Linked DNA regions of Homo sapiens: region 2 is linked to region 1. Evidence: read pairs that join two places in POLR2A ChIA-PET (ENCODE). Cell type or tissue: MCF 10A. All regions are shown on one strand. Each heading gives the region's core, and the rest is flanking DNA. Links, peaks and the distances in the headings are about the cores only.

Region 1 (8,290 bases), core at 2,389-6,388:
CCATGGATGGTATCTGGGCTTAACAGATGTTCAGGAATGCTGGTGAAAACATCAAGGGCACAAAGGGGTCAGGCCATGGAGAACGCTCCAGGGTCTGGAGATACTCTTGCCTATTTTTTCAGTGAACGTTTACTCTCATTTAAACTTCCGACATATGGAGGAAGATTCTATTATTATCATCCCCAATTTGCAGATAAAGGATACTAAGGTGCAGGGCCAGGATTCAGACCAGGTCTGTCTGACTGCAAAGCCTGAGCTCTGTAAGGTATAATGCCCTTCCTCAGCATGGAGCAACTGTGGGCACAGGCTACCTTCAGCTGAGCCTCTGCAAACACCTTGGCCTCAGGGTGCAGCCTGTAGACCCCTGGGACCCAGCCCACCTGTCTCCTGCTGACCTGGAAAGCAGGAGGCAGGCTCAGGAGCCACTCACCTTGATCCCATCTGTAGCGTTGTGTACCACAGTGGTTTGTGGCTCCTGTGAGAGAAGATGAAGATTACCCTTCCGACTTGGGGACAGACTATGGCTCTTCCCTGAGGAGCCCCACCTGCACCCCAGGACCCCCGCAGACCCTATGATGACCACTGAGGCCTGCCCACCAGCCATCTCCAGAAGACAAAATATCCCGGCTCAACTGGGGTCCCGGGCAGCTGGGATAGCCCTGGATTTTGGCAGCAGCACTGGGCTGGTAAGAAAGAGAGGCCTGGCAGGTGCAGGTGCCCAGGAGGCTGACAGCAAGGGCCTCTGTCCCTGATTCCTGTCAGTTCTGAGGGCTCTTTCCACATGGGGTTCCCACGGGGCAGGTACACTAGAGGAGCTGTGGGACTGAGGGCACAGGCCGGGCCCCGCCCACAGCGTTCATCACGGGGAATGTGTGAGGCAGGAACATGGGCAGAAGAATGAGGTCTCCCAGAAAGAGCCAGGACAGGAGGCCCCCTCAGCAAGCTGAGCCCAGAGAGCTGCCCACTGCGCCCGCCTTCTGCCTTCCCTAGTTCCTGGCCCCACGCCGCCACGTCATGTGGTATGAGGGTCCGCAAGGAGGGGAGTAGCAGGCAACATCACCTCTCCCTCTTTCCCAGTCACCCCCCTGCTGACTCTCTAGTTAGCCACCACTAGCAGAGGGACCTCCAAGAGCACACAGAACCCCTGGAGGAGCCCAGAGAGAACTTAGCCAGCATGAGGCACTCCAGGAGCCTGGAGACCTCAGCACCATCCAGAGGTGGGGACCCCAGCCCTCTTTCCTGTTTCTGGCTTTGCAAAGGAGAGGCTGAGGCAGGTTTTACAAGGGGGCCTCCAAGAACTGATGTTCAGGTCCCAAGAAAGCTCCTACCCTCTCCTTTCCTAAGCAACTCACCTTCCCAGCCCCCACAGCAGACCCACTAGGGGTCCTGGGCTGGGCCTGGGAGGTTCAGCTGAGAGCCCTGATCACTCTTCCCCCCACCAGCGAAAGGAGCAGGAGCAGGAGCAGCACTTCTGCCATGCGGGATGGAGCGCGGCCAGGCGGGACAATGAAGGGGAAGGGGCATACAGGGCGGCACACAAAGCAGTCAGTTCTATGGGGACCAAGAAAGGAACAGGCCAGGAGGCCAGGGAGGGGGCACAAGAGGAGGAAGAGGGAAGGGGCAGGAGGCAGCCAGGGTCAGAGGCGGAGAAGCTGTAGTCAGGAGGTACCATGGCCGTCTGCAAGGGCGCGGGCTCTTGGGCTGGGCTTACGAGACTGTTTTTGTTGTTGCTCTGTGGCTGAGACAAGAAAACAGATGGTTTAGTTCCTCCAGAGTCCCCAAGGCCACTCAGGTTCAACTCCCAGACCTCCCTTGCCCCCTGGTCTGGCCTGGAGGAGGTAGGCCTGAGGTGGCCTCCATAACGCTGTGTAGATGGGAGCGATGGCTAGAGAGATGATCAGAGGAAGTATTTGTGGGGCCCAGAGACCTAGCTCTGGGGGCACCCTCAAGGTGGGACCAGCCCAAAGCCTTGTTTTAAAGCATCCCTCCAGAAATCTCTGCTTATGCCAGGTGCCAGGTCATTGCAAAATCCACACCTGACCCAAAGAAGTTCAAGATCTTCTTCCCACTGTACAGGAAAAAGGGGGGTAGTTTATAAGAAAGCAGAACAAAATTCAGAAACTCTGGTCCCCTATCTGTGGGCAGTCTCCTGCTGCACTTTCAACCCAGCACCTGTATTTCCTTCTTACAACACCAGCTCGAAGCCTGAAACAAAGAGGAAGGAGAAAAGAAAAGTATGCCTGGCCTAAGAGATGGTGTCCAGAGGATGGGGGTGGAAGTCCCTTTCAGACACAAAATGCATTCACTGACCTCAGGGAGCAGAGTCAGGACTGTGCTGTTCACCTTTTTGTCTGACAAATCTTAGGCCTGATCAGCTAGAAGGGCAGTGTTCCGGGGAGGGGCAGGTGAAACCCAGCGGGGCTGTAGCTGTAGTCCCAGAATCCAGCCCCCAGGACAGAGTAGGCCACACACAGGCCAACATTCCCAACAGCACCATGACCACCAGGGATATCTCCTTGCCTTTCAAAACTACATGGTGGTGGGTGGGCACGGTGGCTCACACCTGTAATCTCAGCACTTTGGGAGGCCAAGGCGGGTGGATCACCTGAGGTCAGGAGTTCAAGACCAGCCTGGCCAACATGGTGAAACCCCGTCTCTACTAAAAATACAAAAATTAGCCGGGCATGGTGGCACATGCCTGTAATCCCAGCTACTCGGGAGGCTGAGACAAGAGAATTGCTTGAACCTGGGAGGCAGAGATTGCAGTGAGCCAAGATTGCACCACTGCACTCCAGCCTGGGCAACAGAGCAAGACTCCATCTCAAAAAACCAAAAGCAAACGAACAAACAAAAACATTACACGGAGGGGCACAGCAAGGGAGGGGCAAGGGGAAGATGGAAGAAAGGAAGAAGGCTGATCTCCAGGGCAGGGAGCCATATCCATGTGATGTTCTTTGCCTCTGATAGTTCCCTAACCAGCGTACTCCATCTCACTGAGTTCCAGTGGGGTTGGGGGCCACTGAGGAGCAGCCTGATGCCTGCAAGTTCTTCAATAGGCAGTGAGACAAATGTGTGGCTACCATCCCTGCACAGGGCACAGATGATACATCGACAGCTAGAATGTGTGTCTTCTCTCCTAGGACATACACAGAAAGCATCCTGACTGTCCTACTTCTTGCCTGGAGGCCTCTTGGACCAGACCTGAAGCCGTCCACCGCCAGCTTGCTGTCAATGGCTCAGACATCCCCAAACCCAGGGCTAGGCATGGAACCTCAAGCCAGGCACCAAGTGACTCCACTGAACAAGACTCCACAGACTGCGACAGGCTAGAGAAGAGGGGGCCCAGGAGTAGTGAGACGGTGGGTCTAAACTCACGGGAGCTCTGCTGTCTCTCATTCCCACCAAGAAGCAAAGCCCACCTAGCTCAGTGAATGATGCTGACCTGTTCGGGGTTGGTTAGAGAGGGCTGCCCTACCTGTAAATCCCAGCTGAGGCCAAGACCCTCACAGGGGGCAAGGACTCCAGGGTGCCCACAAAACCTGCAGAGGGCTGGGATGTCACCCAAGTGGCCCCACCTCTGGTTTATTTATTTTTTGAGACGGAGTCTAGCTCTGTCGCCCAGGCTGGAGCGCAGTGGCGCGATCTCGGCTCACTGCAAGCTCCGCCTCCTGGGTTCACGCCATTCTCCTGCCTCAGCCTCCTGAGTAGCTGGGACTACAGGCGCCCACCACCACACCTGGCTAATTTTTTGCATTTTTAGTAGAGACAGGGTTTCACCGTGTTATGGTCTTGATCTCCTGACCTTGTGATCCACCCGCCTCGGCCTCCCAAAGTGCTAGGATTACAGGCGTGAGCCATCGCGCCCGGCCCCCACCTCTGGTTTTAATGGATGGTTTCATAATGACTCAGGCTGCTGTGTTGCCCTTGGTGCCCAGTGTCCCGTGAGAAAGATGAGTTAGCTGTCCCCCGAGGGCTGGGTGGGCAGAATAAACCACTGGGCACAGCTAGAGAGAATGGGATTTGCACGGGGGCAGAGCCAGGAGAGCGAGACTCACAAGTGGGAGCCTGCAACCAGCTCCTCTGCCCACCACACAGTTGCCCTCCAGCTGCCAGTCTGTAGGAAGCAGCTCCTCATGCCTGGGAAGCAGGGCCTCTCCTTCTGGGTGACAAGAGAGTGAGGGTCTCTCCCTTGCTTGCCCCAAGTCCCTACCAGCTTCACATCCTACCCTGGGTCGCTGGGGTCTGTCCAAGCTCCACAGCAGGGGGTGCCGTACCACCCCTTCCAATGTCCACTTTTTAGGCTACTGGGTGACCTTGGGCAATGGCCCCCGCCTGGCAGGACAGGCCACACCTGCCCACACAGCACAGACATGCAGTGAGGATGAGTGAGGCACACGCACGTGGCAGAACAGGTTTGCGTGGCTGGCAGGCGGGCACAGGCAGCATGGAGTGGGCGATGGGTGGGCAGGCAAGGCTCACCATTAGGTGCACGCTGGAACTCGACTTCCTTTTCTGGACACACCACAGCAAGAGGGAAAGAGAAGGGGAAAGAGGAGGTAAGAAGAGAAGCACAGAGACGCTGCAGGTTAGCGCACCAGTGTGGGCTCTGCATCAGGGAGAAAAGAGCGGAGGGAGACCCGGAGTCCAGCACCAGAGGGTTAAACAGCACACGGACCGACAGGCACTCACACCCTCCAGACCCTGGGAGGGAAGAACTCTTTTGTGGTCAGGTTCATAGACACAGATTTAGTATCTTCTGAGATGTCTCAGCCTTGCTCAAAAAAAGCCTCTTAAGGAGATTAAGACACAAGTCTGTGAGGTTAAGTATCATTTTGCTACAAATTTACAGGTCTGGGTTCATAGGGTTAGCTCACCCTGTAATGTTATTTATTTTCTCTCATTACTAGAACTGTCTGAAATTCAAGTGAGCAGCCACCAGGGAAAAAGCAAAAGCTACTACAGGCTCTCCTCAGCTCTAATAAAATTTGACTTCTGACTTCGCTGCATCCCTACTATGCTTTTTACATAAAGATGCTGAGCTTTTGAAAATCACCTAGCAGTTAAATGTTGGCCTTCCTTTGTCAGTATAGCCATGCTTGTTTACAATATTTGAATTTTTTATTGCATTTTGCAATTCGTGGAAAATAGAAACACAGGAGTGCCAGTGATTAAAACTACAGTGATCATAAAAATGCAGGGATGTAAGCCACAGGGAATGTTGAAAGCAGTGATTCCTCAGCCTCAACTAGATGCTCACGAACTTTACGTTCACATGTGAAACAGACGCATCAAGATGAAGACCACGTGGAACACTGAAAATATATCCCAGAAGACTGTGTCTAAAAAATGAAGGGTAATTATCAATGTCATCATTAGCTCACTGGGGGTAAGGTCCCCCTGTAATATGTCCGTCTGTCGTTCAACTTTTGCACATTCATTTAACAATGCCCAGCAAACACTGAGGGCTGTTTCAGGTAAACACAGCTGATAAACTGCTCCTGCCCTCAAGCGGCCAGCATTCTTTAGAAGGCATTTTCAGGGATTATTATTATAATCAACGAAAGAGGCTACAAATATTGACAATGGTCCATAATTTAGAATTAGATTTAAAGGAAAAGAAAAACCTAAATATAGTTAGGCCTCTTTTACATTGGCCTTTTATTTATTTATTTATTTATTTATTTATTTATTTATTTATTTATTTTTAGGGAGTCTCACTCTGTTGCCCAGGCTGGAGTGCAGTGGCACCATCTCGGCTCACTGCAACCTCCGCCTCCCTGGTTCAAGCAATTCTCCTGCCTTAGCCTCCTGAGTGGCTGGGATTACAGGCGCCCGCCACCACGCCCCACTGATTTTTTTTTGTATTTTTAGTAGAGAGACTGGTTTCGCCATGTTGGCCAGGCTGGTCTCGAATTCCTGACCTCAGGTGATCCACCTACCTCGGCCTCCCAAAGTGCTGGGATTACAAGCGTGAGCCACCGCACACAGCCTTACAGTGGCCTTTTAAATATGCTCAAATATGATATTTTACTTCGAAAATCATCCCTCAAAAAGAAGGAGTTCCCTTATATTCATATATATAAGTAGTGGGGTGTGTGTGTGTGTGTGTGTGTGTGTGTGTGTGTATATCTCCTTATCCCTTTACCCAACTAAAGTGTTACTGCTTTCAGGAAGGTTCCTATCTTATGTGTCTTTACAATTTCCACAGTACCTAGCAACATGCCTTATAGTTAGCATACAGGCGACGAAAGTTTGCTGAGTTGAGCTGGGTTTGCTGACTTTGGTTTTTCCCCAGGCTAAAGAAGAGCACAGGTTTCTAACTTGCACTGAATCACGGCAGCAAGAACTCTGCGTAGGCACTCACTCACCAGGCCCAGTCTTTGTTCTGCTGATTTTCAGGGGCTTGTTGTGAAAGGCCATTGCAGGATCTTGACTTAAAGCAGATTTTTGACTAATGGGGAATAAGTTCTCAGCCTTCTCCTGGCTTGCTCTCTTTTTCCTAAATTGTCCTGCATGAGAACCTGAGATCACCCTTTTCCAAAGACTGTTTCTCAGGTTAGTCAACATTTTTCAATTTCCTTCTCCATTCAGGGATTTGCCCTTAGCCATGCATAGCTGGGCTCCTTCTGAACCAGCACACTACCACATTGTCTAAATGTGAGGTCTTTTTATTATTTTTTTAGAGATAAGGTCTTGCTCTATTGCCCGGGCTGAAGTACTGGCATGATCATGGCTCACTGCAGCCTCAACCTCCTGGGCTCAAGGGATCTTCCTGCCTCAGCCACCTGAGTAGCTAGGACTACAGGTGCACACCACCATGCCTGGCTAAATGCCAGATGATTTCTAAAGAATCATATCTCACTTTTACTTAAAAACTGTATATTTATTTTAAATTTTAAGCTGGAAAAGCGTTCAAACCTCTTTCTCATACTTAATTTAACAAAATAATTCAAATAGTACTTAGGGAAATAACTATAACCTTTCGTTTTTCTTGCTTGCTTTCTTTTTTAAAGATAGGATGGCCATTCTGGCCTGGGACTAGCAGAAGGCACAAGTTGTCCTACACTCTCAGGATCTGAGAGTTTGTGGCCTCTTCAGTCATCCTCACAAGTGGCTCTTACTCTTCCATAGACCCTGGGTCACTGGCATCCAGCTTCAAAGAAATCTAAATAGAAGCTAAGTCCCCCAAATCAAGAACACAAGACAGACTAGCTGCTCAAACCAATGCTAGTATTTTGAACATCTTGCAGAAAGCTTCTGAACAGTGAAAAAGAAATCGCCCTATGGACACTTAAGCAGTAGGAATTGAGGAAGGGGGAGTTGGGAAGGGAAGATGGGATCTAAAAGAAGAATCCATGATGCTGAAAGCTCAAGACCATCTGAGCTACTTCACAGGCCTCCCTCATAACATTGATCAAAACCTTGACTTTGAGAGAGCCTGGAAAGGTCGAACTCTGCACATCTTGCTTTGTCCTCTCCTTTTCGTTTCTCACCCCTTTGATGCAGCCACAACATAAGTTGTTATTTACCTGTTTCATATTATAAAAGGACTGCAGCCACAATACAAGCAATTTGGAAAACAGAGAAGGGGCATGGGAAAACCACTAATACTCCTAGCAATCTTCCAGTCTTTTTAAAAAATGCAATTGGCCGGGCACGGTGGTTCATGCCTGTAATCCCAGCACTTTGGGAGGCTGAGGCGGGTGGATCACAAGGTCAGGAGATCGAGACCAGCCTGGCCAACATAGCAAAACCCCGTCTCTACTAAAAATATAAAAATTAGCTGGGTGTGGTGGCACGCGCCTGTAGTCCCAGCTACTTGGGAGGCTGAGGTTGGAGAATTGTTTGAACCCGGGAGGCGGAGGTTGCAGTGAGCCAAGACCATGCCATTGCACTCCAGCCTGGGTGAGAGTGAGACTCCGTCTAAAAAAAAAAAAAAAAAAAAAAAAAGAAAGCAATCTTTTAAGATATCATTATAGGCCAGGCGTGGTGGCTCATGCCTGTAACCCCCGCACTTCAGGAGGTTGAGGCGGGCAGATCACCTGAGCTCAGGAGTTCAAGACTAGCCTGGGCAACCCCGTCTCTACTAAAAATACAAAAATCAGCCGGGCGTGGTGGCACATGCCCGTATTCCCAGCTACTCAGGAGGCTGAGGTGGAAGAATCACTTGAGCCCGGGAGGCGGAGGTTGCAGTGAGCCAAGATCACACCACTACACTCCAGCCAGGGGGACAGAGTGAGACCCTGTCTCAAAAAACAAAAAAAAAGATATCATTATAAGATATAATAAT
Region 2 (8,290 bases), core at 2,286-6,285, 120 kb after region 1:
TCTGTTTACCGCACGGTTGTTTATTGCCACGCTGTGGGCTAAGGGATTGTTCTGAAAGTGCTGCTGAGGAAGGGGGCAAGTCCAGGTCTGAGGGCAAGACTGCTGAGCCCAGGGAGGGAAATGTCCGATTGCTGGGTGGGAATTCATGACCCTATTTCTTCTCTTCTCCTTCCCGGCTCCACGTGGTGACCATAAAGGGCCTGGCCTCTCTGAGCAGGGCAGCCATCCTCCTCCGTGCAGCTGGTTGGGGTCATGAACTCTGATTCAGAAAGAGGGAGCAGGATTTCTTGCTAAGACCTCCTGGCCGAAGTCAAATTCTCTGACCTGCTTTTACTGAAAAGCCTTGTTCTGAGGGCATACAGGAGCCTCAATCAACCATTTAATAAAAATGCTTCCTCACCGTCCTCATGGTCTTTATCCCTCTGGGGTGGAAGGTAGGATTCAGGGCCCCAAACCTTTCCCTGAGCATACTGGTTACCCAGTGGGTCCTAGTGAGTATTTGAGATAAAAATAGCTTATGGGAGCCTGTGGCTTAGTGCAGCTGCCATGGCTAGTGCCTTGACCAAAGGTGGTATCAGGTGATTTGGAAAATAGAGCCTTTTGGGTCTGGCAAAGGCTCACTTCAAATAGACAGAGGTTTTAGTCACTGTGAGTCAAGCAGTTTATGCCACCACAGCTTGCTGGCGCCCCTTCACCCATTCTCATCCAATGTATTGCAAATGGAAACTTTAAACTGGAAAAAGCAGCTTTTTATATATGACCACTTTTTTTTAAATTCTTTTTTGAGACAGGGTCTTCCTCTGTCACCCAGTCTGGAGTGCCGTGGTACCATCTCGGCTCACTTCAACCTCCGCCTCCTGGGCACAGGTGATCCTCCCACCTCAGCCTCCCGAGTAGCTGGGATTACAGGTGTGTGCCACCACGCCTGGCTAATATTTGCTACTTTTAGCAGAGGTGGAGTTTCACCATGTTGCCCAGGCTGGTCCTGAACTCCTGGGCTCAAGTGATTTACCCACCTCAGCCTCCCAAAGTGCTGGGATTATAGGTGTGAGCCACCACTCCCAGCCATAGCCACTTCTTTATATATGGTTCTTCATATTTGTGTGTGAAGTTTTGAGTCCTTAGGTCGCTAGTGGTAGCAGCCTTCCCAGATTCTGTCATCTTTCTCTTGTTTTGTACATGACCCAGAGCCTATTAATAGGGAACCGTGGCCAAGCTAAGCCCTTAGGCTCACGAAGCAGGTTCAGAGGTCCCTGAGTCCTACCCTCCTCCACTCTCAGGCCCGGCATTGGCCTGACAGGTTGACTGCCCAGACCCTTGCCATGGCTGTGGATTCAGCCACCAGAGGGTGGTCAGTTTTACTGGTGGACAATAAAGGGGAATATCCGATTTGTAGTAATTGAAAAAGCCCATTTTCAGAGCAGTCTATGTCTGGGAATCAGGTTTGCTTTGACTCGGGGAGAAACTAGATTGTTTTGAAAAATGAATTTTAGGACCGGGCGCAGTGGCTCACGCCTGTAATCCTAGCACTTTGGGAGGCTGAGGTAGGTGGTTCACGAGGTCAGGTGTTCAAGACCAGCCTGACCAACATGGTGAAACCCCATCTCTACTAAAAATACAAAAATTAGGCGGGTGTGGTGGTGCGCGCCTGTAATCCCAGGTACTTGGGAGGCTGAGGCAGGAGAATCACTTGAACCCGGGAGTCAGAGGTTGCAGTGAGCCGAGATCGCACCACTGCACTCCAGCCTGGGCAACACAGCAAGACTCTGTCTCAAAAAGAAAAATGAATTTTAGTCTTGCAAACTGAAGAGCAGTGGAAAATGAAAGGTAACTGAGGGACATATATTTTAATCTTTTATTGTAAAACATGGCATAGAAAAGAAAACCACACAAATCAAATGTATAGCTTAATTTATTATTATAAGGTAAAACCACCCAGATTAAGAAATAAGGCCAGGCGTGGTGGCTCATGGCTCTAATCCCAGCACTTTGGGAAGCCGAGGCAGGTGGATCACTTGAGTCCAGGAGTTTGAGACCAGCCTGGGAAACATGGCGAAACCCCATCTCTACTAAAAATATAAAAAACTAGCCAAGCGTGGTGGTGTGCACCTGTAGTCCCAGCTACTCAGGAGGCTGAGGTAGGAGAATCATCTGAGCTCGGGAGGTTGAGGCCGTGGTGAGCCGAGATTGTGCCATTGCACTCCAGCTTGGGCAACTGGAGTGAGATCCTGTCTCAAAGAAGAAAAAAATAAAAAAATTTTCCAGCCTCCCCAGAAAACCTTCTGTGTGCACTGTTCAAATCACAACCCTCCCTCCTCCCACAAACCATCACTATCCTGAGTAATACAGCAATCAAAATGGATATTTTGGAGGACAGCTTAGACATATAAACCCAAACTAACTACTTTTATTTTATTTTATTTTTTAGACTGAGTCTCATTCTGTCACCCAGGCTGGAGTGTGGTGGTCCAATCTCAACTCACTGCAACCTCCATCTCCCGGGTTCAAGCAATTCTCCTGCCTCAGCCTGCCAAAGTAGCTGGGATTACAGGTGTGTGCCACCATGCCTGGCTAATTTTTGTACTTTTAGTAGAGATGGGGTTTCACCATGTTGGCCAGGCTGGTCTCGAATTCCTGACCTCAGGAGATCTCCCTGCCTCAGCCTCCCAAAGTGCTGGGATTACAGGTGTGAGCCACCACACTGGCCCCAAACACTACTTTCCATAAATGGGTTAGAAAAATGGGGAATAGCTTAATTGTTCTTAGATTAGGGAGGGTGATTGGGACTCAAGAGATTTAGCAGGAGAGGCTGGATCTCAGCAAATGAATTATATTAATTTCCTGATAGTGAGCTCAAACCCCCTCCAAGCAGATTTCTTCCATTCAGAAGAAGAGATTTGCAATGTCTAAAGCTACACAAGATTAATATCTGGAATGCTCAAGAAACTCCTGGGGATCAACAAGAAAAAGGCCAGAAATCCAATGGAAAAGTGAGCAAAGAATAAAGTCAGAAATCACAGAAGGGAAATTAGAATGGCTGGCAAGTGTGTGAAGAGATGCCCAACCTTGGCTGGGCACAGTGGCTCACACCTGTAATCCCAGCATTTTGGGAGGCTGAGGCAGGATTGCTTGAGCCCAGGACATCCAGACCAGCCTCAACTACATAACAAGACCCCGTGTCTACAAAATAAATAAATAAATAAATAAATAAAGCCAAGCGTGGTGATGTGCACATGCAGTCTCAGCTACTCAGAAGGCTGAGGTGGGAGGCTTGCTTGAGCCTGGGAGGTGAAGGCTGCACTCCAGCCTGGGTGACAGAGTGAGACCCTATCTCAAAAAAAGAAAGCTCAATCTTAGAAGTACCCTGAGCAATGCAAATTAAAACATGATATCACTTGGTGTCACCTCAATTGTCGAAAGTTAGGCAAGTCAGATAATGCCTTTCAAGTGTTGGAAAGGATGTGGGGAAAAGGGGACAACTGTTGGTGGGATTATAAACTTGTAGGGCTATTCTGGAAGCCATCTGACTCTATTTTGAGAGGTGACAGCGTGCTGGCAGCCCTCGCTTGCTCTCGGCGCCTCCTCGGCCTTGGCGCCCACTCTGGCCGTGCTTGAGGAGCCCTTCAGCCTGCCGCTGCACTATGGGAGCCCCTCTCTGGGCTGGCTGAGGTCAGAGCCGGCTCCCTCTGCTTGCAGTGAGGTGTGGAGGGAGAGTGGGAGGGAACCGGGGCCAGCACAAGTTCTGAGTGGGCGTGGGCTCGGTGGCCCCGCACTCTGAGTGGCCGGCTGGTGCCACCGGCCCTGGGCAGTGAGGGGCTTAGCACCCGGGCCAGCAGCTGCAGAGGGTGTACCGGGTCCCCTAGTGGTGCCGGCCCGCGGGTGCTGTGCTCGAATTCTCGCCAGGCCTTAGCTGTCTCCCCGCGGGGCAGGGCTCGGGACCTGCAGCCTGCCATGCCCGAGCCTTACCCCGCGGCCGTGGGCTCCTGGGCAGCCCAAGCCTCCCTGATGAGCACTGCCCCCTGCTCTGCGGCACCTGGTGCCATAGACCGCCCAAGGGCTGAGGGGTACAGGCCCATGGCGCGGGACTGGCAGGCAGCTCTGACAGCGGCACCCGTACAGGATCCACTAGGTGAAGCCAGGTGGGCTCCTGAGTCTAGTGAAGACTTGGAGAAACTTTATGTCTAGTTAAGGGATTGTAGATACACCAATCAGCACTCTGTGTCTAGCTCAAGGTTTGTAAATGCACCAATCAGCACTCTATCTAGCTAATCTGGTAGGGACTTCGAGAACCTTTATGTCTAGCTAAGGGATTGTAAATACACCAATCAGCACCCTGTGTCTAGCTCAAGGTTTGTAAACACACCAATCAGCACCCTGTGTCTAGCTCAAGGTTTGTAAATGCACCAATCACTGCTCTGTGTCTAGCTAATCTAGTGGGGACTGGGAGAACCTTTATGTCTAGCTAAGGGATTGTAAATACACCAATCAGCACCCTGCATCTAGCTCAAGGTTTGTAAATGCACCAATCAGTGCTCTGTGTCTAGTTAATCTAGTGGGGACTTGGTGAACTTTTGTGTCTAGCTCAGGGATTGTAAATGCACCAATCAGCACCCTGTCAAAACGGACCAATCAGCTCTCTGTAAAACAGACCTATCAGTTCTTTGTAAAATGGACCAATCAGCAGGATGTGGGTGGGGCCAGATAAGGGAATAAAAGCAGGCTGCTGGACCCAGCAGTGGCAACCCGCTTGGATTTCCTTGTTGGAAGGTTTGTTTTTTCGCTGTTTGCAATAAATCTTGTTGTGTTCGGTCTTTGGGTCCGCACTGTTTTTATGAGCTGTTAAGGCTCACAGGGAAGGTTTGCAGCTTCACTCCTGAGCCAGCGAAACCACGAGCCCACCAGAAGGAAGAAACTCTAGATGTCTCCAAACATCAGAAGGAAAAAACTCTGGACACGCTGCCTTTAAGAACTGTAACACTTACCGCGAGGGTCTATGGCTTCATTCTTGAAGTCAGTGAGACAGAGAACTCACCAATTCTGGACACAATTTCATGAATTTAAATATGCATACAGCCAATGAGCCAGCAATCTCATGTCCCCAGAGGAACATAAACAAGCAGATTCATCAGAGGATTATACGTGGAGACAACCTAGGGGGACATCACTACAGAAACGTGGAAGCAAAATGTAAACGCATACTTTGCTGTACTGTGCAGCAGTCAGCCACAGTGAACTAAAAGTGCTTAGACCCCCACAACAAGCTTAAAAACAGGTGTCACATAAAAAAGAAATACAATAAGATCTAGGGTATAACACCATTTATGTAGACTAAAGTCACACCTACCCATAAAAGAGCACTGTATATCTTTCAGTAATGTCTATATACCCAAGGACATGCATTAAACACATTATAGTGAGTCTCTTATGGGATAAGGAGAAGGATGAATAGACAGGGCATGAATGGGGTAAAAAAATAAAAGAGGATACTTCTTTACCAGAGATGAAAAATGGTATACCTGAGCTGAAGATATTTCTCCAGCTCTCTCTACTGGAGGGAAGGAAAATTGCCCTTGAAAAGTTTCACACAGATGGTCAATATAAGGACATCAGGAGAGTCCCCTTAATGACTGGAATAGTTGGTGGCTATATAAAACTTGGGTAGCCATTTCAAAGGAAGGACCACAAAGATGCTTCAGGCAACTTAGGGGAATTTCAAGGTGGCACAGGAAATTATGTGGATGAGATAACAGGTAAAGGCTTAGGCTCCCAGAGGACAGGTCCGGGCATTGTGGGGCTGGAATTACAGTGGCAAGTACAGGGCAGACCCACACTGAAAGGAAGCAGAATGCAGTGGATCCTATCCAGTCCTAGGGGAAGTGTCCCATGATGGTCAAACCTCCTGACTAGAATGACCCCACCCGGAGAGGGGACTGGGAGCAGGGTTCGTTTGATCAAAGGAGTCTTTAGCGAGACTTGACACTGATGGGTCCCAAAAGCAGTATATGGAGAAACATGCCAGGAGAGCAAACATTTGGCCTGAAGGCAAGGAGATGGAAAAATGTAGGAAGGCACTCTGATGCATGTGGTGGGGAAAGAAAAGAAACAAAGAAACAGTTGAAATTTGTAAAAATGTGTGTGTCTAGGCTGGGCGCGGTGGCTCATGCCTGTAATGCCAGCACTTTGGGAGGCCGAGTTGGGCGCATCGTCTGAGGTCAGGAGTTCAAGACCAGCCTGGCCAAGATGGTGAAACCCTGTCTCTACTAAAAATACAAAAAAATTAGCGGGGCATGGTGGCAGGCGCCTGTAATCAGCTACTCGGGAGGCTGAGGCAGAGAATTGCTTGAACTCGGGAGGCGGAGTTTGCAGTGAGCCAAGATCACGCCACTGCCCTCCAGCCTAGGTGACAGAGTGAGACTCTGTCTCAAAACACAAAACAAAACAAAAGTATGTGTCTAAACACAATGTGTGGTATCCTGGAACAGAAACAGGACATAGACCAGGTGCAGTGGCTTACACCCATAATCCCAGCACTTTGGGAGGCCAAGGCAGGTGGATTACCTGAGGTCAGAAGTTTGAGACCAGCCTGGACAACATGGCGAAAACCCATCTCTACTAAAAATACAAAAAGTTAGCCAGGCATATTGGTGGGTGCCTGTAATCTCAGCTACCTGGGAGGCTGAGGCAGGAGAATTGCTTGAACCTGGGAGGCGGAGGTTGCAGTGAGCCGAGATCATGCCACTGCACTCCAGCCTGGGAGACAGAATGAGACTCCGTCTCCAAAAAACAAAAAAAACAAAAAAAAACAAAAAAAAAAAAAAAAAAAGAAAAGAAAAAATAAACAGGAGATAAGTGGAAAACTGGTAGAATCTGAATAATGTCTGTAGTTTAGTTAATAGTACTGTAACACCGTTAATTTCTTAGTTTTGACAAATGTGCTATAGTATGTCATGTGTTAATATTAAGGCAAGCTGAGTGAAAGGTATACAATAACTCTCTCTACTATCTCTGCAACTTTTCTGTAAACTTAAACTTATTCCAAAAGAAAAAAAAAAAAAGGCCAAGCGTGGTGGCTCATGCCTGTAATCCTAGCACTTTGGGAGGGCGAGGAGGGCGGATCAGGAGGTTAGGAGATCAAGACCATACTGGCCAACATGGTGAAACCTCGTCTCTATTAAAATACAAAAAATTAGCCGGCCTGTAGTCCCGGCTACTCAGGAGGCTGAGGCAGGGGACTCGCTTGAACCCGGAAGATGGAGACTGCAGTGAACCGAGATCATGCCACTGCACTCCAGCCTGGTGACAGAGCAAGACTCCGTCTCAAAAGAAAAAAAAAGAAAGTAAAAGCTCCAGCTGAAAAGTGTATAAAATAAATGAAAATAGGCAAATATGTCAGTCAGGCATCTCATATATTAACATAGATGTGTGTGTACATATGTGTTTATATGTATGTGAATTTTAAAGTTTGAAAGAACTTATACCAAAGTACTATTATCTCTAGATCATATTATTACTAGGATATAGAACTATAGGTGATTGATTCTCTTCTTTGTGCTTTTCTGTGTTGTTTGAATATTCACTATAAAAATGTGTAAATTTTTTTGATTAGAAGAAAAAAAACTGTCCTGGCACAGTGGCTCACACCTGTAATCCCAGCACTTTGGAAGGCCGAGGCAGGAGGATCATTTGAGGTCAGGGGTTCAAGACCAGCCTGGCCAACATGGTGAAACCCAGTCTCTAGTAAAAATACAAAAATTAGCCAGGCGTGGTGGCGGGCGCCTATAATCCCAGCTACTCGGGAGGCTGAGGCAGGAGAATCGCCTGAACCCAGGAGGCGGAGGTTGCAGTGAGCCGAGATCCCACCACTGCACTCCAGCCTGGGCCATCGAGCGAGACTTAATCTAAAAAAAAAAAAAAGAAAGAAAAAAGAAAAAAAGAAAAAACTCATTTGGGCTTGCCTGAAAAAATAGAGTGTCATGCTCAGAAGAGACTTCTCTGGATGTCTTGCAAAGATTCTGACACCCACTTGGTCCTAGGCTCACCTTCTCCCAAGGTCAGGTTTGAGCAAATTTCTTGGAGACAAGCAACTTTCTTCTCCTTCGGCAAGATCCACAAGTCAAAGGAAAAGTAGGGGTGTTCAGGGGAGAGTGTGTGTGCTCTTATTGTTGGTCAGAGAGCTATGAACATGTTTACATGTCTGCCTGTTACTGTGCATGTATTCAGATGTACAGTATGAACTTTATGTGTGGTCCAACAGTATTTGTATTTATTCTTATTTATTCTTCCTTTCTTT

What was found. ChIA-PET counts read pairs that join two places held together with the same protein. Peaks named below come from ENCODE experiments on the same cell type or tissue, not always from the same donor. Only the 100,000 strongest peaks of a DNase experiment are listed, where the experiment ranks them.
Region 2: POLR2A ChIA-PET joins it to region 1 with 5 read pairs; 2 of 35 experiments call an interaction of 5 or more read pairs at or near these places.

Annotation. Positions count from the first base shown.
Region 1 is chr10:73,823,610-73,831,899 of GRCh38, forward strand. CAMK2G (calcium/calmodulin dependent protein kinase II gamma) reads right to left here. Exons shown (of 23, transcript NM_001367534.1): 15 at 4,480-4,512; 16 at 1,670-1,738; 17 at 431-475. Among named protein-coding and RNA genes, the nearest start is that of NDST2-ZSWIM8-AS1, 16 kb to the left of the region's middle. RefSeq lists a silencer at 6,268-6,468. In MCF 10A, for the core only: no CTCF peak of the experiment used is centred there; a DNase peak (open chromatin) is centred at 3,942.
Region 2 is chr10:73,940,918-73,949,207 of GRCh38, forward strand. No RefSeq gene overlaps it. Among named protein-coding and RNA genes, the nearest start is that of C10orf55, 22 kb to the left of the region's middle. In MCF 10A, for the core only: no CTCF peak of the experiment used is centred there; no DNase peak of the experiment used is centred there.